Linked DNA regions of Mus musculus: region 1 is linked to region 2. A link is a loop called in an ENCODE intact Hi-C map of the cell type or tissue named here. Cell type or tissue: left cerebral cortex. All regions are shown on one strand. Each heading gives the region's core, and the rest is flanking DNA. Links, peaks and the distances in the headings are about the cores only.

The links. A loop is a pair of places that touch in the nucleus more often than their neighbours do. Peaks named below come from ENCODE experiments on the same cell type or tissue, not always from the same donor. Only the 100,000 strongest peaks of a DNase experiment are listed, where the experiment ranks them.
Region 1: it touches region 2 in a loop (2.2-fold over the local background); 2 of 42 quality-filtered maps call a loop at or near these places.

What each region holds. Positions count from the first base shown.
Region 1 is chr1:44,114,703-44,125,426 of GRCm38, reverse strand. Poglut2 (protein O-glucosyltransferase 2) reads left to right here and starts at 6,654. Exons shown (of 10, transcript NM_023645.3): 1 at 6,654-7,109; 2 at 8,184-8,389; 3 at 10,528-10,724. The coding sequence starts at 6,928. It overlaps Bivm (basic, immunoglobulin-like variable motif containing), which reads right to left and starts at 5,459. Exons shown (of 10, transcript NM_144558.4): 1 at 5,153-5,459. In left cerebral cortex, for the core only: CTCF peaks have their summits at 5,472 (motif pointing right) and 6,650; DNase peaks (open chromatin) are centred at 4,066, 5,489, 6,034 and 6,537; H3K4me3 peaks cover 3,633 bases; H3K27ac peaks cover 2,137 bases.
Region 2 is chr1:43,969,911-43,980,634 of GRCm38, reverse strand. Tpp2 (tripeptidyl peptidase II) reads right to left here. Exons shown (of 29, transcript NM_001310540.1): 12 at 10,119-10,234; 13 at 8,903-9,071; 14 at 7,948-8,105; 15 at 7,115-7,191; 16 at 5,113-5,219; 17 at 3,274-3,428; 18 at 2,106-2,222; 19 at 1,800-1,900; 20 at 231-327. Among named protein-coding and RNA genes, the nearest start is that of Tpp2, 41 kb to the right of the region's middle. In left cerebral cortex, for the core only: no CTCF peak of the experiment used is centred there; no DNase peak of the experiment used is centred there.

The DNA.
Region 1 (10,724 bases), core at 1,847-9,846, 140 kb before region 2:
GAAATTGCTGTTCTAGATACATACAGAAAACATTAAACCATGCCCATGAATGGCAAAAAGTGGAAACAACCCAAAGCCTAGCAACTGAATTATGGATAAAAGTGCCACATGCATTTGGTAAAATTCTACTTTGCAATAAAAAGAACTACTGGTCATGATACAACGTGAATGGACTTTGGAAACATGCCAATCACAAAGGAGCTGGTCCCCTAACAGCCCAGGACCTCCAGGAGGGACAAGTCTACAATACACCTTAGCAGTTGCCTTGGGATGAAAGGTTCAACAAGATGAGCTTTTTGTACATTATACATTGTAATGAGTGATTTATAGCGTGTGTCTTACTTAGGGTTTTACTGCTGCGAACAGACACCATAACAAAGGAAACTGTTAAAAAGATGACATTTAAATGAGGCTGGCTTACAGGTTCCAAGTTTCAATGCATTATGATCAAGGCAAGAGCATGGCAGCATCCAGGCAGGCATGGTGCAGGAGAAGCTGAGAGTTCTACATATTCATCTGAAAGCTGCTAGGAGAAGACTGGCTTCTAGGCAACTAGGACTAGGGTATTAAAGCCCACACCCACAGTGACAAAGTTACTCCAACAAGACCACACCTCCTAATAGTGCCACTCCCTGAGCTAGGAATACTCAAACCACTACATTCTACTCCATGGACCCATAGGCTCGTTCAAACATATGAGTCTATAGGGCCATACCTAAATACAGCATAATAAAAAACTACACTTACTCCAACTTCCAAAGTCCCCATAGTCTACAGCAGTCTCAACAATGTTAAAAGTCCAAAGGTCAAAGTCTCTTCTGACATTCATCCAATCACTTAACTGTAATCCCCAAAACAAGACAGGACACCAGCTGGGCAAAATCCAAACTCTTCATCTCCATGTCTATGTCAAAGCTGTCTTCATATCTCTACTCCCTTTTCATCTTTACTGACTGCAACAAGGTTTTTTCTCCTGGGTGATTCCACTCCCTGTTAGCAGCTTTCCTTGACAGGTATTCCACAGCTCTGCAATCTCGAACATCTTAGGGTATCCAAGGCCACTTCAACATTACAGCTTCTCTTTCCAATGTCTGGGATCCACACATGATCTTCTGGACTCCTTCAAAGGGCTTGGGTCATATCTCCAGCTCTGCTCTCTGTAGCACTCTAGGCTCTGGTTGACTCTACTCCACTGCTGCTGCTGTTCTTGGTGATCATCCCCATGGTAGTGGCATCTCCAATACCCTGGGGTCTTCCACTGCAACTAGGATTCACCAATAGCCTCTCGTAGGCTCTCTTCATGGAGTCAAGCCTCAACTTCTTTGCATGGCCCCTTCAGTCCTGGGCCATCAACTACAACTAATGCTGCACCTTCACCAGTGGCTTCCCATGGCCTCTCACAGCAGCCTCGGCTGCTCTCCATGACTCCTCCATACCTTCAAAACCAGTACAACTTGGGTGGTTCTTACACACTACCAAGTCCAGCTGCAGCACGAGGGACAACATTGGCTATCTCTGGAACACAGCTTCTTTGTGCTCTCAGAAAACGCCAGATTACACCTCAGTGATACCGGTCTCTTCTTAATCATCACTAATGTCTTAGCTCCAGCTAACGAGCATCAATTGTTCCAGTAGTCCCTTCTATTCTGGACTCTAAAGCCAGAGCCACATGGTCAAAGCTGCTGAGTTCTGCTGCATGCTGGGATTAGAACATGGCCCCCTTCCCCCCCTCCCCCCATATTCTATTACCAGCTTTTTGTTTTCCAACTCCTTCACTTCCTAAGCTTGGCTGTCCTGGAACTTGTTCTGTAGATTGATTTTGAACTCAGAGATGTCTCCTGAAATTAAAGGTATATGCCACCATGCCTGCACTTAAGATTTTCTTCACCTAGAACTTGCTCTGTCCTAGGCTGGCCTTAAACTCAGAGACCTGCTTGCCTTGACTCCTGGGATTAAAGGCTTGTATACTACCATGCCTGGACCTAAATTTAGCTGGATGGACTCTTGCCTCAAAGTCACCACCCCATTAATTCAATTTAATATCCATGAACACAGGATTCAGCTCCATTTCACTTCCTGGTGCCCCTTTTAATACTGCAACCATATATTTTATATTATTCCTTTCTCAGCTTGCTTCTTTTCATTAAAACAGTCTTTGTAAGAGAGAAGTTTAGTAACCACTCAACAGAATTTATATCAGGATGTCTTGAGATTTCCTTTAACAAAGGAATTAATCTAAATCTCTTCACCTTAGCCTCCGGTAGACTCTTCAGACAAGGGCAAAAAAGCAGCCACATTCTTCACCAAAATATTATGGCTACATATTAAAATTCTTCTCTGAAACCTCTAGAGCCAGGCTTCCACAGTTCAAATCACCTTCACCAACCACCAAATGCAGGGCGAGATCTGCCTTTCCAGGCTCCAGTGACCGCGCAGTGCATGAGAGACTAAACCCATCCATTATTAATCTCTCTCCTCATCAGAAATGAAAATAATCACAGATTATGATTTGTTTAATAACCATTATAAAAGAATTGAATGGCACAAGCCTGTCTGAGTCTCTAACGAACAGATGTGATGATAAACCGGAATCTCCAGTATCTTCTGAATGGAAGGGGTGAAGGCACTTTCACCATTATGGAATCTAAGGGGAAACAGTCCTAGGAAGGAACTCCTATCTGTGCAGAGTGAGCTCCCCTTATGAGATGCACCTTCTCACAACTTCCCGTCCGCTTTTTTCTCATCTTCAGTTAACAGTGGCTCACAGGATGCAAGTACATTATCACCAAAGCTGGCATCTGCAGTGCTTTCCTTTCAAATACTGTTTGGTAAAAAGGTCTTAGTGTGTGTACAAGTAGTGTCTGAGCTCTCTCCTTTGTCCTCATTCTGTGTGCGGTGTGATGGTGACAGTGGAAGAAGACTCAAAGGATGTACAGTGCATGAGGCTTGCAGACCACACTGCTTCCTTTCCTCTGAGCACTGAGTTTCTCCACTTCTCCATTGCCCACTTCCTGTCTGTGATGCTCACGTTCTTCTTTAAAAGCTGTGTGGTAGAGGGGTATAATGTGTCTGTGGTTGGGTGTGGAACGATAGGAAACAACAGATGGTCAGCTGGGGCAGTGGGAAAGCTTGATTCAGTACATCCCAGGCACCCCAGGCTCTACCTTTTGTAGATCACAACCCGACATTAACCTTACCTTGCCATCACTGCCTCGCTCACCTTGAATATAATTTTGCCTATGGGACTAGTACAATGTACCAGAGTTTGATGGTTTTATGCTCATTTGGAACATATGGAAAGAAAAAAAGTATGGTCAAAATAGAACGTGGTAGCCCATTTCTGTAATTCCAAGACTCAAGATGCAGATACAAGAGAGCTGCTGCAAGATCTACTCTAGACTAAACTACACAGCTACTTCTGATCTAGCCCAGTACACACCGGGCAAGACCCTAGCTCAAATAACCAAAGCTAACCAAATAACATTGCCAAGGGAAACAGGTTCATTTATGAATGAAAAAATACAATGGAAATTGCTAGGAGATGAAGCTGTTAAGAGTAAAACACTTGATTTATAAAACATGCAACCATCTGGTTTTGGATTGTATGCTTTAAGCAATGGTCACTGAATAAAAATAATCTCTTTGCTCTCATTTTATCTTAAAAAAAAACAAACAAACCTGCCATCTACCTGAAGATTTTACATAGTTGTCACTGAAAATGAAAGATATCAACATTTCCTCATTTGAACCACTGTTTTATGTGAATATCTCTGAAAATACATATATTTATAGGTTTGATGACACAAAGTATATTGTAGAAAATTATGAAATATCAGAAGATATTCACAGAAAATGAAAAAGAATGACCCAGAACCCATGCTGGCACTCTACTTCTTTGCATCCCGTGACTGATCTGCATCTCCACCCTTTGTAGTTAAACTCTGAAGGGCTTCTGCTATGGTATCCTTAGGACTTCACTCAGAGCCTGCTTTCTTAGAATGAAGAAAGCCACAACTACTGGAAACAAGACCATTACAGGCATAGATTATTCTAGTAAGATGCAATGGTAGTCTCAGGGAAAACGGAGTTATGAAGGCTGATTGATTGTCCAGCACTGTATCTGCAGCTATCTGGGGTTTATATCTGCTTTTATCTTTATGCTTATAACTTCATGCCACCCACCCTTTGAGCTGTTCTTTCTAGTCTGATCCCTGCATAGACATCAAAGAGTAAAGTCTGCTACATATATATCCTCATAGAAATTTTCTGCCTAAGGCCCTCAGCTATTGAAGCAAAAGATCAACTCCTTACCCTACATACCTTCTTCTGTCCTTCCACATTACTTTTTGGTTTTCTGAATGTTGTCTTCCTGTAGCCCCTTACTAATTATTCATTCTCATCCATCTTTCAAAGTTATACTCAAATGTCACTTTCTGAAGAACTTTTTTTTTTTTTTTGCTGTTCTAACTAGGCCAGATACCCTATCCATAGTGAGGAACTTTTCTTTCTAGAATATGATTAAGCTTTCTAAATGTGTGTGTGTGTGTGTGTGTGTGTGTGTGTGTGTGTACACAAATGGTTAACTCCTGAAAGTCTAGTTTTCCTGAAATTGCATCTCCAGGCCTAGTCTTGTAGAAGCCAGGTCTAACAAACATTTTTAGGTGTCTACAATGCACTAGGCATTATTGAAATTGTTCTCCCTCGTTTTGATTAACATATTAGGACTTGCGGAATACCACTCAATTTATTCACAGTATCTCATAAGCAATATAAACCCCAAGCTTCTAGGACGGCACTAGAGGAATGACTTATGAAAGTCTTTGGAATGAACAATTCTGTCAAATAAACATACTGTTTGCAAAACCGATATCGATTGCCTGAGTTTATTCTTTTCCATTTATGTGCCTTTCGTGTCTACATGCTGAAGTATCACATTCAGTAGAGAGCTAGACATCCAATAAAATCTCAGTAAAGCCTTCCACATATCACAAACAGTATAATCAATATTCTGCATAGAAAGCAACTGAGACCCAGAAAAGTGTTTTGCTGAGGATTGATAAGAGCTGCTAAGACAGCAGCCAGGTGCCCCCCCCGCCCCCCTTTTCTATCAGCGCCCTTGCCTAGACTACCAGACCAGACCTGGGAGGCCTACCTGTGAGTATGAGATTCATGCAGCACATGATGCCCTCTGGAGTTCAGACTCTGAGGAGCCAGGAGACTTCCCACTGCCCCCTCTTTGAGGCTCCGAAGCACCTGAAGGTGACAAAGGTGCAGGTGGAGGAGAACCGGGAGAGCAGGGATGTTGCAAGTGCAACTGCTGCAGCGCTACTGTGCCGGGTTCCCACTACTGTCCTGCGGTGGCCAACCCAGTGCCAGGCGTCCCTAGTCCCCACTGGCCAAGACCAGATCTAAAGCCTTGTAACCTCCTCCCGGCCTGCTCCCTCACTCCCAGCCGGAAGAAAAGGCTCGCCAGGAGGGGGAGCGCGCAGGCCTGAAGGGGGCCGCTTCCTACGCGCTAGGGACTGGAGAGGCTGGTGGCACGCAGACAGTGACAGCCTGAGAGCTGGGAGGGGAGGCCGCGATGAATGATTATATCACCAATAATAACAATAGCGGGGGGGGGGGGGGGGCAGGGGGAAAAAGAATCCCCTTGCCTTGGCTCACAACCAGGCCGTCTATGTTTTCCACGCCCCTTACCCCGTGGAGGGAGGACAAAGCCTGCTACTCCTCTTGACCTCACTGGCCGAGAAGCGAGGGTGCAAAGAGAGGATGGCCACTGCAGGCCGGGTGCCTGGGATCCGCTAGCGCAGCGTGGAGACCCGCTCCTGAAGAGAGTACAGGGATACCCACGGATGCACCCCCCTCAGGCCGAGCTTTCTTCTGGTGATTTCTATCCCTTACATCTCTCCTCAGAGACTCAGCTCGACCCAGATCCTTCCAGGGGCGCGGCGGGGTGGGGGTGGGGGTGGGGGTTGTCCTGCAACGAGGCAGTGACGGCGCTACGGAGAGGCGGAGCGCACCGCAGTGCCTGGGCTAGGCCCTCCGCTGGGGAATACCTCTGTTCCTGTTGGGTCCCGGAACTCTGGTGCTGGAAGGCAACACCAGATCTGCATCCTCAAGTCTCCTACCCAAGGCCCAGAATCTTTCGTCCCATTGAGCGCACAAGAATAGCACCGAGTGACTGGGTATCATTGATAACACCTAGCCTCCCTTTCAGCGTTTACTATATACCTGCCATTTGCGGTGGATACCTTGAACAAAATATAAGTTGGGAAATCTTTGCTGTGACTCCAGACATGCTAGTTGCGCAACTGTAGTATTTAAGGTTGCCAGAAAGCCGTGCTCCAAAGTTGAAAAAAGAAGTAGAAAGGAAGGTAGGGGGGGAGAAAGGAGGAGGGAGAGTGAGGGACGGAGGGAAGGGACGAAAGTAGTTGGGGGTGAACTCCTGGCAGGATTTCCGCTAGTCCTATGGCGGACTACATATCCCAGGAAGCTAAGGGGCCCGGGACGCGTTTTCCACTCTGACCCACTCATCCACTAGCAGAAGACTTTACTAAGACTGGTCACAGCGCAGGCCAATCCTTCTCCTCTCACCTTGGCTAGAACTTGCGACGGATTCGTTCCCAAAGTGATGCTCTAGTGGCAAGAGTAACACAAGTTTGTCATTGTCCGGAGAAAGTGGAGCCTGCGGTTCTTAACCAGGTTCAGCAGAACGTGTGGCATCCTTCTCCTGGACATGCCACCGCTCGGGTTGTGACATTCTTGGGCACAGCATAGTCCCACGCGCGGACCCCGCACGTCAAGCGACACTTTAGGGACTTTGACTGCTGCTAGGACTGACCACCGTCCTCCTACCTACCCAGGCTAGCTCCGTCCACTTAGCACGTTTGCATTTATTCGTGGATCTTCCAAGACTCGGTCTTGTAAATGTTCAGCATTTCGCTGCTTTCCTGCCTTTTTCTGGGGACTGTGCCAGCACTTGCCCAGACCGGCGGAGAGAGGAGGCTGAGCCCAGAGAAGAGCGAAATATGGGGACCCGGGCTAAAAGCACACGTGGTCCTTCCTGCCCGCTATTTCTACATTCGGGCGGTGGATACCTCAGGGGAACAGTAAGTGGAGAAATGACTCCTCAACTATTTGAGATCGCGGTTTAAAATAACTCGAGGGGTTTTTGTTCCTGTTGTTTATTTTGGTTTTGTCCTTCATCTTTATATGCCCCGACTCGTCTTTACTGCTGTCCATTTACATTCCAGAATTCTCGAGTGCTGTCTACATCTGGTTATAATAGACTTTTCCTTCAAAATCAACTTTTCTCTGTGACTTAATAATTCTGAAATATGTATAGTGTAAATAATATTGCTAAAATAACAGCTCTCTTCTTGGCTGTTTAGATGGGAATTGAGGCTAAACAAATCTCCGTTATTTTTAAATGGGAAAACTAAACACTAGAAACTAAATGCATTCAAAATGCAGGAATATTCAGTCCAAAACACTTGTGTTACTAACATGATGACCAGTTATTTTGATTTCCCCCATAACTAAACATAATTTAGAGTACTGGTATATTTGTTAGACTTTTATTAGTAGTAATATTTTAATTACATGATGTGGGTAGGGTGTATACTCACACCCAAGTGCTGGAGGAAGCCAGAAGAGGGCCTTGAATCTCCTTGAGCTGAAACTGCAGATAGTTGTGAGCCTTAAGGACAATGGATACTAGGAACTGAACTAAGTCTTTTACATAATGGTAAATGCTCTAAACCATTCAGCTATCTCCCTAGCCCCACAGTACTGGATTGTATTTTAAGCCATTAAGAACAATTTTTCAAATAAGGTCATCCTTGAAGTAAACATGTTACAAATGACAAATTGCCAGCTGTGTTGGTTATGAATTAATAATAGTACACTGATAGTGCTCTGTTTGGTATGCTAAATAGATTGCTAGTCTTAAGTGTTATCTCCTGGCAACTATCTAATGAAATTATTTTATGTTATTATTGTTTTCTTTTTTATCTTTGTTCTATCATATTGGTTCTGGTCCTAAAAGCCTAAGAGAGTAATCGAACAACAATATCTTAAAATCAGGATAAAGCAGAAGGTCCAACCTTTACACATTAAAGAGAATAAGTAGCGTGCATTTGATCTTAAAAATAACCCTCATCTCTCATTGTTTTCCATAACAGGTTTACATCTTCTCCAGGTGAAAAGGTGTTCCAGGTTAAAATCTCAGCACCCGATGAGCAGTTCACGAGAGTTGGTGTCCAGGTTTTAGATCGAAAGGACGGTTCCTTCATAGTAAGATACAGAATGTATGCCAGCTACAGAAATCTGAAGATAGAGGTTAAACACCATGGGCAACATGTTGCCGAGTCTCCTTATGTTTTAAGAGGTATTTTGAAACAAAAATTTATGGTAGGATTTGTATACAAAAAGGCATGTCATTCCATCAATAAGAATTCTATCAAAAACTTAGCATACTTTTTTCACTAAATGGAAAAAAAAACTAGATGTTTTTCTAATTGAAAACTAAATTAGGCAACTTGGCAAAAGAGAGATATTGATTATTTACATGGGGATTATAATTCACTAAAGACCAAGAAACATTACTAGAAAAGTTGCTCCTTGAGGACACACCTGTGAGAATAATCAACTTAAAAAGCTAGAGAGAAAAAAAAAAAAAAAAAAAAAAAAGCTAGAGAGATGGCTCGGCAGTGAAAAGCACTTGCAAAGGACCAAGTCTGGATCCAGCCCCCATGTGAGGAGGCTCAGAGCCGCTTGGCGCTCCAGTTTCATGGAAGAGGATATCTATATTACACAGGCACCTGCATTCATGCGTGCATAAGCAGATACACACACACATAATGTAGAATAAGAAATGTTTAGCCACTAGGGAGGTTTTTAATTCATAATTTACAACAAGGTTTTAATAAACCATTTGGAACACAGCTTACAATAAGATATGACATATACATATGTGTATAAAATAATTTCATATGTATGTGCACATATGAAATTGAAACGGTCTCAAAAAAATCATACTTAATCATGATTACCATCTGTTGTACTACTTCAGACTTCTTATTTATTTTGTGTTCATGTTTGTGTAAATCTTAGGATTAAAAAAGAATTTCCAGGGCTGAAGCGATGGCTCAGTGATTAAGAACACTGGCTGCTTTTCCAAAGGACCTGAGTTTGGTTCCCAGCACCCACATTACAATTCAAGACTGACTGTAACTCCTGACTGAATAATCAAGTTAAATATGTAGTCATAGGTAATTCTTGAAGGAATGATCTACTTAAGTAACTTATACTCATCACTAAGATTGCCAGGTGGGGTGGCACATGCCTGTAATCCCAGTGCTCTGAGGAGGGTGAGAAGCAGGTTACCTCTAAGAGTTTGAGGCCAGCCTAGTCTTATGGTGTACATTCCAGGCCAGCCAGATGGCTTGGAGCAGAAAAAGGGATTAACTATTGCTTTAGTTGTCATTGTCATGCCACTATGACAAAGACATTCTCTGCTGTTTTCCCCCATAGGGATGAGAAGAGAATTTTATAATAAAAAAACAACACTTTCCCCTTTTTATGGGGATATAGGACCACAAGAAAATTACGAATTTTTTTTAACTGTATAAATTATTTCACATTCTACTGGGACTCCTTGGTATAGTCCAGCTGACAAAGTATTAAAATGTACATAAATTCCATTGTCATCTATTGACTGAATCAGGTTGGAATCTGAAGATATCTGAAAGGAATAACACAGTTCCACTTCCAATTCTTATGTTATGCGAGCATTATTTTTATAAATGTATAATTCATTCATCTTGACATTAATGAGATAACACGTTTATAGGATTACCTTTGCTTCATTATATTTCTTTCTCTAAAAAAAAGAAAAGAAGGAAGGAAGAAAAACAAGGTTGGAGTCCTTTGTTTTCTCTGTTTTACTGGCAATGGTTTTTTTATTGAGAACAGTACTTTATATTTTTTATTTTGAGCCTAGCCTTTAGTAGCTGAGACATCTCTCTAGCCCACAGACACCCAAAGAAGTTGTTTTTATAATAAACTGGTAAAATAGTAATTCATATCACTTTTATCCTTCAAGACATATATTTATAAATACATATGTATTCCTATAGTGAGGGTATTTGGCACATTTGCAGGTATCACAGAGGCTTTTGGGTCCATTATGCCTGAAATTATAGATCATTATAGGTCCTAGACACATAACTCCAGTTCTCTGCCAGAGCAACAAGTACTCTTAACTGCCAAGCTATATCTCCAGTCCCATGATGATTATGTGAAGTATAAAGACAAATGAATTACATCTACATAGAGCATGTATACCACCCATTGACTTGATTTTCACCTATGCAAAGAGGGCCAGATTGGAAAAATATAGGGAGAAGAGCTGTGGCGACTTGACTAGCTAGAAAGTTGATAGTTCATGGAAGATTTCTTTATTGTGATTCAGGTGTTAAGTGAGATGTTCACCGCTGTGTTATACTGCTGTCTATCTGTAAATAGGACCAGTTTACCATGAGAACTGTGACTGTCCTTTGGAAGACAGTGCAGCCTGGCTACGGGAGATGAACTGTTCGGAAACAATCTCTCAGATTCAGAAAGATCTGGCACATTTCCCTACTGTTGATCCTGAAAAGATTGCAGCAGAAATCCCAAAACGATTTGGGCAGAGGCAAAGCCTGTGTCACTATACCTTAAAG
Region 2 (10,724 bases), core at 955-8,954:
CCCAGACACATAGAGCCCAGAGAGTACCCTCTGAAACAGTGTGGCAGAGTAGCAAGTCCTTCCTTTATGTTTTTCTTTCTTCCTGTTACCTGTCCTATCAACAAAAAAACCTCAATAAATTATGAATAAAAACGAAGCCTCAAAGACCAGTCACATCTTTCCAACTGTGATTTCATAGTACATAAGATGAGAATTTACTACACAGGTATATTTTACTAGAAAACACATACCTGATGAAAGCTGTATGTAAGGACCATCTCATAAAGCTGGCGATTATTTGGCAAAACATCTCTTGATCCTAAAGGTCTGGTTTTTGCATTTACTGGGCTGTAACAAGGCAACTGCATCACTGAATTAAGTCAAGACTTTTTGTTTTTGTTTTTTTGTTTCTCTGTATAGCCTTGGCTGTCCTGGAACTCACTCTGTAGACCAGGCTGGCCTCAAACTCAGAAATCCACCTGTCTCTACCTCCCAAGTACTGGGATTAAAGGCGTGCGCCACCACTGCCCAGCTAAGACTTCATTTAAAGAAAGCAGTTAAACATGCAAGGTGAAGACCACTTCTTAAACTGTCTTTTATAGTAAACTGTACAATCTTGCAATTATTAATATATAGTCTATATTAACTAAATTGCTACAATACTACAAAGACATGAACAGAAGTCTTAAAAATGTTACCACAGAGTTCTTAGCAGAACCAAATCTCAACTCTTGGGCGATGATTACTGTACTGGCTAGTTTTGTGTCAACTTGACACAGCTGGAGGTATCACAGAGAAAGGAGCTTCAGTTGAGGAAATACCTCCATGAGATCCAACTTTAAGGCATTTTCTCAATTAGTGATCAAGGGGAAAAGACCCTTGTGGGTGGGACCATCTCTGGGCTGGTAGTCTTGGGTTCTATAAGAGAGCAGGCTGAGCAAGCCAGGTGAGGCAAGCCAGTAAAGAACATCCCTCCATGGTCTCTGCATCAGCTCCTGCTTCCTGACCTGCTTGAGTTCCAGTCCTGATTTCCTTTGATGATGAACAGCAATGTGGAAATGTAAGCCGAATAAACCCTTTCCTCCCCAACTTGTTTCTTAGTCATGATGTTTGTGCAGGAATAGAGACCCTGACTAAGACAATTACCAAAAGAGTTAAAGAACATTTCTGATGTGTACACTCACTCATACTTGCTGGTGCTGGGCATGCGCGTGGCCTGGGCCACATCGTATGCAGGGTATAGCTAGTCCTTGTCCTAAGGAGATGACACTGCAAAGGTATCTGCAGCAGAACACCACCTTGGCAAACCCTGCTTCCGCAGGGCGCTTATGGCTCACACTCAGGACACAAATTTCTTTTATTGTCAAGGAGAGTTTCTGATTCTGAATTTTTCAAACAATGAAGAATGAATTCACAAAATAAAAATTTGACACTGTTAATTTGCTTTGTGTAATATCCGAGATTAAACTGAGGGTACTGCATATGGAAAGTGAACACTATTGTTAAGCAGTTCCTCAATCCTTTTTCTCAACTTTTTGAGTTATCCAGGTAGCCTTGAACTTGCTTTTCTCCTGCCTCAGTCTCAAATGCTAATGAAATGGCTAACATATAGGGACACTACTGATGATAGGATCAGTGAGGGTAGAAAGCAATACTGAACCATGTTTTGGAAACTCAAGAGGATTCCTAGACAGCAAAATAAAACTTTTTTTTTAAAATATACTATCACATAGATAAAAATTAGAAAAACAAACAAAAAGCAATTAAAAGAATTCTTGCATTAACATTTAACTTTTGTAGCTCTTAAAAAAATGAGATACCGTAGCGTTTGCACCCAGCTCTTCAAAGTTATGCAAGGAGCCAGATCTTCATACTTTAAAGAGGACTGAACATCAAAACGATTGATTCCTTCAGATGCATGCTACAAAACATATTTAAAAATTAATTTCTTGAATATTAATAGACAATATTTTATATATATGTTCATAAATGCAAGTTTTCAATATCCATGAATGAATATATTCAGATTTATAGATTAGTTTCTAATTAAGTTTTACATCTACCACAGAAGTCATTTTTCAAAACAAAAATGACACTAAAAATAATGAGAATGTTATAGCACTTACAATGTTTAACTGTGGTGCAGTACACACTATCCCATGGAATGATATGGTATAATCAATATTGACATCACTAAGACTTGCCCACCAACGAGCAATACAAAATTCAATTGCTTTTCCGCCCTGGAAATAAAAATGAGAATGTTAAAGAATGAATCTGTTTTCTAATTCTTCCTCATATCACCAAATATTACCTGTTTCAAAACAAAATTTTTATTTGTAGCAAGAAACAAAATATTTTATCATTATCTATTTATATTTACTTATTTATGCACATAGCACATTAGTAATAAAAAACCCTAGGACCCAATTTAAACATAATTAACATTCATAATGAGAAGAAATATTATAAAATTTATAAGGCATGCTCAATAGCCATGAGTATGTATCAATAAAGTTACAGTCATATCCTACTCTTAGGATCAATTTTAAAAGAGTATCCTAAGCTCTGTTGTACCAGTACATTTAAGGAGATGAATAAAGCTAACACCACCCCATTTCAAAGGAACAGAGACATGAGAGACATAATGTTACTAAAGGAACTGAAAGCACAAAGAAGCAAGCACGGCAAGCACAGCTGCGCATTCGCCTTCCATGAAGAAGGACTTATCATTCCAAACATGGGGAAAAGCAGAGACCTGACAACAATTCTGTCTGCAAATTAAACTACCTTATAGAGATTCTTAACAGTAGGACGTTGAGTAAGATAACAAGTGCCATGTAAATGAAGGTCCAAGATTAGAACATCTCTTTATCAGAAGTATCAGAATTAAAGAGAGATGAATATTCGATGGGGTACAATTCATCTACTTGCCCTGAATGCCCAGACCCCGAGTTCCACCATAGCACTTTAAGAAGAGGAGACTAGAGAAGGAAAATTCACTTCTGAAACACAGATCAGAGAGGGCATAGGATCCCTTGGAACTAGAGCTACAGATGGTTGTAAGCTGCCCAGTGGGTGCTGTGAGCTGACGCAGACTCCTCCACAAGGGCAGCAAGTACTCTTAAACCCTGAGCCTTCTCGCCAGCCTTGGATTTCAGTATTCTTCATTAAATTACCTATCATCCTACCTTATCTGACAGGCATGAAAAGAACCTGAATCTGTATCATGGTCTAGGCAAAACATAGAAATGTCTTGGGAGTGCTCTCGATTTTCTTGTTACATAAACTTACCAAAACAGGAAAAGCTTCAATAAGTGTTCCTTTTTCTGGAAGGGAACAAAACTTATAAAATTCATGACTTCGATATGCTCTCTGCTTCACAAGCTGTACTGCATGAAGAACAAATTTTGCCGATACCTCAGAAGAACATGAACACACGGTAACTTCTAAAATAAAGAAATTAAATTTTAAACTGGCAAGAATTAAAATGCTCATAAAATGGTTAATTATTAAAATTTCATCTGTCTAGGTGATAATAAAAATAGTATCTTCTTTATTATGTTTTAGATTTATTTATATTTTATATATGAGTTTGTATTCATGTATGTCTATACAACATGTGCATATCTGGTGCCTGCTGGAGGAACACTGGGAGCCTCTGTATGGGTGCTGAGAATCAAATCCAGGTCTCTCTGGAAGAGCAGCAAGTGCTCTTAACCATTCTTTTCTCCAATCCCTAAACTAGGATCTTCAAAGTAAAGCTGTAAGCTTTGTGAAGAAACAAAGAACAAAGTATGTGTATAGGTGATACAGAACTAAGAAATAATCCACTCTCAATGCTTACTGCAGGCATTAGGAAAGAACAAAACTGTTTCTGGATCTATACACAATTATAACCAGGACTTTGAAACAAACAAACCAACCAACCAACCCTTTTTCTTGTTTTAATTGGAAAACAAATTAATTCCCAATAAAAAGATTATAATTTTAGAAAACCTTATTTACCATGCCAAAATTGTCATCCCTGCTTACTCGTGTATGTATTCCTACTTCTTTCCCCGAAGTTTCACCATTTATTAGCTTTACTGTACTGCATGGCCAGATGTAAACCAAAGTCATGAGGAGGCAAGATTATTTAAGGAACACCTGCTCTAATTTAAGGGCATCAAAATAAGGTTTGGTTCATTTTGGTTTTTACAGACCAGGGAGCACAGAGGGGAAAATAACTATTTGCTACGAGGACGTATATATTTTGATAGTATTTTGAATGATGTGAAATAGAAGCCATCAGAACATTTGTAAGCTAACACTGAAATGATGTGACATGTTCATTCTATCCCATTCAATGTTTTATAACAATACCCACCATTCTCAAATTCTACATTTCTACATTCTTAAGATTATATTTACTGACTCATAACTAACAAAGTGTTTTTCTTTTTCTTTTTGTAATTAAAGAAAACAGACTCTGGGTAAACTGCAAGGGCTAGGCAGAAACAAGAAACTTCTATGGGTAGGAGTTTTACTCTTTAGTACTACTAGTAATGAATTTATCAGAGCCCTGAGCTATAGAACCCCAATAGGCTTTATGTAAATACTGCAGCACAGGAAGCTCCACAACTTGACCATAAAATAGCCTATAATGACAACTCACAATTATAGCTGTAAATAGCTTTCTGTCACTGAATACACCGAACTGTTAAGAGTGAAGTACACCAAACTGTTAAAGAGTACGGAGATTAATTTAACACAGACGAAACACTTTATGATTGTCTATTCTTACAGATGAGGGTAAGCAGTATCAGTTAAGATAGAAAGTCAGCTATGTAAAACTAGGTATTCCAAGTTAAGTAGTAGTCTATACCGGAGCCCAGACTCATTCCCTAAAGTGGTGTCTTCCCACTTCATTCTACCTCTTTCTCAACAAGTCGGTCAGTTTTGGTAAGGTATTCTATAGAAAAACCCTCTAGAAGCAGCCCTCCTAAGGGCCTAGCATAGACATAGATATACAAAGAGTAATTCCTGAGAACTCTTAGCAGGAAATCAACACAGCAATAGCACATCACCACCAGTTTACAAATTCTCTAACAGATTTAAAAAATAAAAAGATAAGAAACAAATTTTACTTACCAGCCCAGGTTGCCCCTTCAGGAACCTCAACAAAATGTCTTCGAATCTGACCAGGTTTAAAATGTACATCTGTAAAGGCTAGATCATAATGTGATGACTCATTTACTCTGAAAATTAAAAAAAAAAAAATTAAACATGATACTCTAAAAATAAAACTCTATATAAACAATACACTCATCAACACTCTAGATGTTATCCAACAGAGGCAAGTGAAGAGTTTGCTAGAAATAAACCCTGGACAATACTCCCTCATTCTGTACCACAGCAGTAGATATAACCTCTGACAGCAGCACACAGATGATCTACTCACCTATTTTTATACATTGTAACAGAAACAGTAAAAAGCTTATGCTGTCTCCTGTTAAAGGAATTTTACAAAATTCAAAGACTCTCAACTCTGATTTCTAAAAAATAAAAATTTTCTGAGACAGGGTTTCTGATGTATCCCCTGGCTGACCTGGATCTCCCTTTGTAAACCAGGCTGGCCTCAAATTCCCAGGAGATATGCCTACCTCTGCCTCCCAAGTTCTGGGATTAAAGGTATGCACCACCACACCCAGCTATGATTTTTGAATGTTAAAATCACACTATATTTTGTGTCAGCAATAGTCTTACAGATGTATGAGTAAAACATAATAAATTGAATCCCCACATGAAGTTTCAAAATGCTCCAAACTACTTCCATAAGCAATCAAAGAAATGTAAACATCAAATGGGTAACTATGTGCTATGGAAATAAAATGCGGGTTGCAATTACATTGTCTTTAATTTTACAAATAAGCAATGGATACCTACTGTGTATGAGGTACTGTTATTTGTAGCTAGAAATATTCCAATGAGTAAAAAACAACCCTTTCTTTGCTCTATAACAACTGGTAGGGAAAGAAAAAACATTTAATATAGCAAGCTCCATAAAAGAATTGTTACAGAAAAATAGAAGAATGGTTTGGATCCTAAGAGTGAGCCTGCAGATGGTTGAAAAGTCTTGTCCAAATTCCCACTGAACTTACACAAAACATGTAACAGAGAATTTAACTGTGATGTAAATTTCCCATGTGCATGGATATTTTAATCTCATCAATTTTATCCTGTAGGCCTCATTGGCTGAGGCCTATTACATAATTAATATTTAACTCAAATAACCCCCACCAAAGGTATTAATTTAGAATGTGTAAATACAGCTTGCAATCAAATGATATATATTATATTAAAAAACAAATTGGAACACATTAGCTGAAGCCTGTCCAGGAGCTTGTAAAAAGTGTTAGAGTGAGGAAGGAAGGAAATCCCCACACGGAGAATGCCCAGAAGTAAGTCTGGCTATTTAACATACGAGCAAACGAGGCAAAGGAACAAATGCATAAATACTGAGGAAACCATTGAGTGTCAAGAGAGGGAGATAGCTAAAAATGTGTACTTTGGTATACTCAGTGATAGGAAGCCACCTGAGATGTTAATTCTAAGTTGTTCTTGTGGGCTTTTTAAAGGAATGAAACCGGATCTTTAAGGAACACTGCTGGTGTGTTTGAAGCAGGAAGTTAATACACCAAAGTAAACTCCCCGATTCCAGGATGCTTGAGATGGAAAGAATAAGGCTGGAAATAGAAAGCAACTAGAAGCATCAGGGCAGCAGAATCACAGACACGGGAAGGTAAGCGGGGCGCAAAGGACGAGGATGAAGAATCCCTGAGTAAGTGAGGAAAGAGGTACAATGAAGGCAGAAATAGCCTCTCAACAGGGCAATATGGAGTCAGTGGTAGGATGGGCAAAGACATTTCAATAGAAGGTGGGCAGATGCCAGATACCCTCAACTAATAATTAATAGAAAGCATTGCTAACTATATGCCAACTAGGATGCTAGCTAGAAGCAGAAACTGGTTACCTGCTTCTGTCTTAATATTTCTAGTTACTTGCTTCTAAGCAATCCTCCAAAAATCAATACTGTATTACAATATAGGCATTAACAATGTATACATAATAATAAACTAAACATCTTACTTACTTTGCTGCTATAACTGCAGTGATTGGAACTCTGAATAAAGGACCTGCATTGGGGGATGCTATATCATAGCCACATACCTTGAAGAAAGAATGGTAAGTTTCAACACCCATGAAAAAAGTTGCAAAACATAAGTAAAAGGTGTAATGTAAGCATAGAATAATCTAGTCTTAAAATTTAAAGATCTAGCAGGTAAGTTAATACTAGATTACTGACATTAATTCATATAACAACCCAAAGCAAATAGCAACCAAATAGCAAATCATGACTGAGATGAACAGGTAACAAGGTATCAAGTTTAAAAAAATATAAAGATTAGCTATATGACACTATTCTGTGTTTATTTACAACTGTCAGGTTTAACAAATGTTTCCTCTAAATAGTAAAGCTAACTACAGCACAAGTTTAGCTACACTGCATAATTAACAAAGTACAGAGGCCTGATCAAAAAGGCTTTGCGTAGCCAGGCGTGGTGGCGCATGCCTTTAGTCCCAGCACTCGGGAGGCAGAGGCAGGCAGATTTCTGAATTTGTGGCCAGCCTGGTCTATAAAGTGAGTTCTAGGGACAGCCAGAGCTATACAGAGAAACCCTGTCTCGAAAAACCAAAAAAAAAAAAAAAAAAAAAAAAAGGCTTTGCTATTTCTATCTCCCTCAGCCTTCTTCACAGAAGAATGCAACACTATATAACTAACTGCTTAAATGGATACAGAAAAGTTAGAAAATCTAGTAAGTGAAAAGGTTAGATTTTTAATGAGAGAAAACACATCAGAGATTATTTACTTTCACCTTCTCAAACATTTCAAAGAGAAAAGAAAAACAATAGATGTTACAATACCTCTGTATAATGTAACCCTTCTCTTAAGCCCCTGGGGTCCACACGTATGTTTATGTGCCGACACTGATTCATGAGTTCCAAATGGCTGGGACACTGAACCCAAGATGAATTTGAAGTTAAAGCTAAATGAAGCTGAAAGGATATTTTTTCAGAGTTTTCTGGCATTAAAAAAAAAAAAATTAAGACTCAGCATTTCCTCTTTTTCTAGTTTGGTCAACTGTATAATACATTAGATAGGATACCAAAATTATAACTTAAATAAAAATGCAGAATCTTCTTGTGATTCACACATATTTTCATCCATCACTGCTAAGCCTTATAAACAGTTTAGTGGACCTTTTGTATCATTGCACGTAGAGATCAAGCAGCTGACTAAAATAAACTGCCAGATACAAAACAACAGTTCCTCACCAACTCACAGCTGTGTTTACTTCCCACACTCACCTAAAGCTCTGCCTTCTATCCAAGGAATGAGATATGGAAAGAAAATAAACTATAATTTTATTATAGGCTTAATAAATTATGGGCCACTGAAGGCCGGGGCCCACTCTTTTCCTTCATTGTCAAGATCCTGAATGAACTGCCATGGTACTGGGGTCTCTAATAAATATTTTCCACCAAATCTATTAAATTTTAAAATAATCACTTGTTAATTTGTATTTTCTCCTAAGAACAGTGAGTGGTTTGGGTCATGACAAATCTTTCAGTGACTGCCTAAGACCATCAGAAAACACAGATATTTACATTACAATTCATAACTAACAAAATTATAGTTATAATTTTATGGTTGGGAGTCACCACAACATGAGGAATTGTATTAAAGGGTAACAGTATTAGGAAGGTGGGTAAACATTACTTTAGACATCAGACAAGCAAAGCAGCATTCTTCTTTTATTTACCATTCATTTAAGCCACAAATACAAATGCTTCTGCTTACTGCCACCCTAGTACTTACCTGTGTTCTCTGGAAATACAGGCTCAATGCCAACACCATGATCTGAAGGAGCAGCCACCTGGACAGGATCTCGGAGGTAGATACCACGGTTATTTCCAACAGTAACTGTAAAACCTAATCTGTTAGCAAATGATGTATTTTGAATGAGGTAGTCATAAGCTTTGTCAACCTAAAAGAATATAAATGGTAGCATGTAAATGGCTAGGTAAAGAAAATATTTTATTACAAATTATGCATCAGTCTTAATTAATCTGGACCCCCGAGATCTTTCAAACACTGGACCACCAAACAGGTAGCATACACCAGCTTATATGAGGCCCCCAACACACATTCAATAGAGGACTTCCGAGTCTGTGTTCAAACAGAGATGATACACCTAACAACCCTCAAGAGACTGCAGGCCCCAGGGAGTTTAGAGGTCAGGTGGGGTGGAGGGTGGGGTCATCCACGTGGAGACAGGGTGTGGTCAGGAGGTGTGGAATGTGAAGCAGTTGAAGGGTGGTAGGGGAGGGGCAGGAAATGGAATATGGAGTGTAAAAAATGAATTACAAATAAAATTAAATTAAAACCAACAAATTATGCATCAATTAAATTTTAGCTGTAGCAAAGCTAATCTCTATATTCATTTCTCTAAAATAAATCAATAACACAGTTAAGATGGCAAATCAGCTGGGTAGTGGTAGCCCATGCCTTTAATCCCAGCATGTGGGAGACAGGGAGATCTCTATGTTTTGAAGCCAACCTGGGCTACAGAGCTAGTTCCAGGACAACCAGGGCTACAAAGAAACCTTGTCTCAAAAAACCAACAACAACAACAACAACAAAAACCAAAGGGGGGTGGGGTGGGGAGGGAAAGAGAAAGGAAAGGAAAAGTAAATTTGTGCTTTTAAAGAAAATACCATTCTGAAATTTAATTGATGCATAGTTTCTACTTCAGTCTGCATTCACAGTTATTCTCACATGAGCTAAGATCACTCGGTAACTTACGTCTGACTTTTAAACACTTTGATTTTCTAATCTCTATATACTCCAAATGTTTCTTTTACTTAAATGCAGTTAATCTCTTTTACCTACAAAGAGCCTTTGTGCCCTTTTTGATTATAGTTCTATAATGGCCACATCTAAAGTTTAGACATGCTGAATCACTATTACAGAGCAATATTTACAACATTATCTCAATGCTTTCTAGTTATTTTAGTACACAGACAACAAGTACCTGAATAATTCCATGTCCTTGGGCAAATACTTCTATATTGTCAGCTTTTATTGCAGTATTTTCTAGAGCTCTTCTGACTGAGTGTACAGTATAGTCAACATTATTTGCTTTCAGCCCTAAAAACAAACAAACAAACACCTAAGAAACTAATGTTAATGAACTCACTAGTTGAAACACTCTCCCTTCACCAAGATGTTAATATGTATTCTTTTCTGCTGTTTTCTTTTAACACTCACTTCTAAATGTTTTCTTAAAAATTAAAGTTGAAAAAAAAAATTAAAGTTGATTTAAACTGCTTGCATCACACAAGTACTTTAAGAAAAAAATTCATTGCATGCCAACCCACAATCACATCAATGCAGGCTACGTAGATATGACATGGATGTACCAAGCAGGCATCTTAGGGGCATTGTAATGGCATTTTCTTTAAAATATCATAGATTCAGCACTATAGTTGGTAACAGCAATTTTCAACTCAATTATATTTTATAATTACCAGTGGAACTTAAACAAATCAAAAACACCTGTCATGTTTCACAGCAGACCAGACTCTTCAATGACTTAAGTACCATGTGATTACAGCGTAGAACCAGATTTCAAACACAG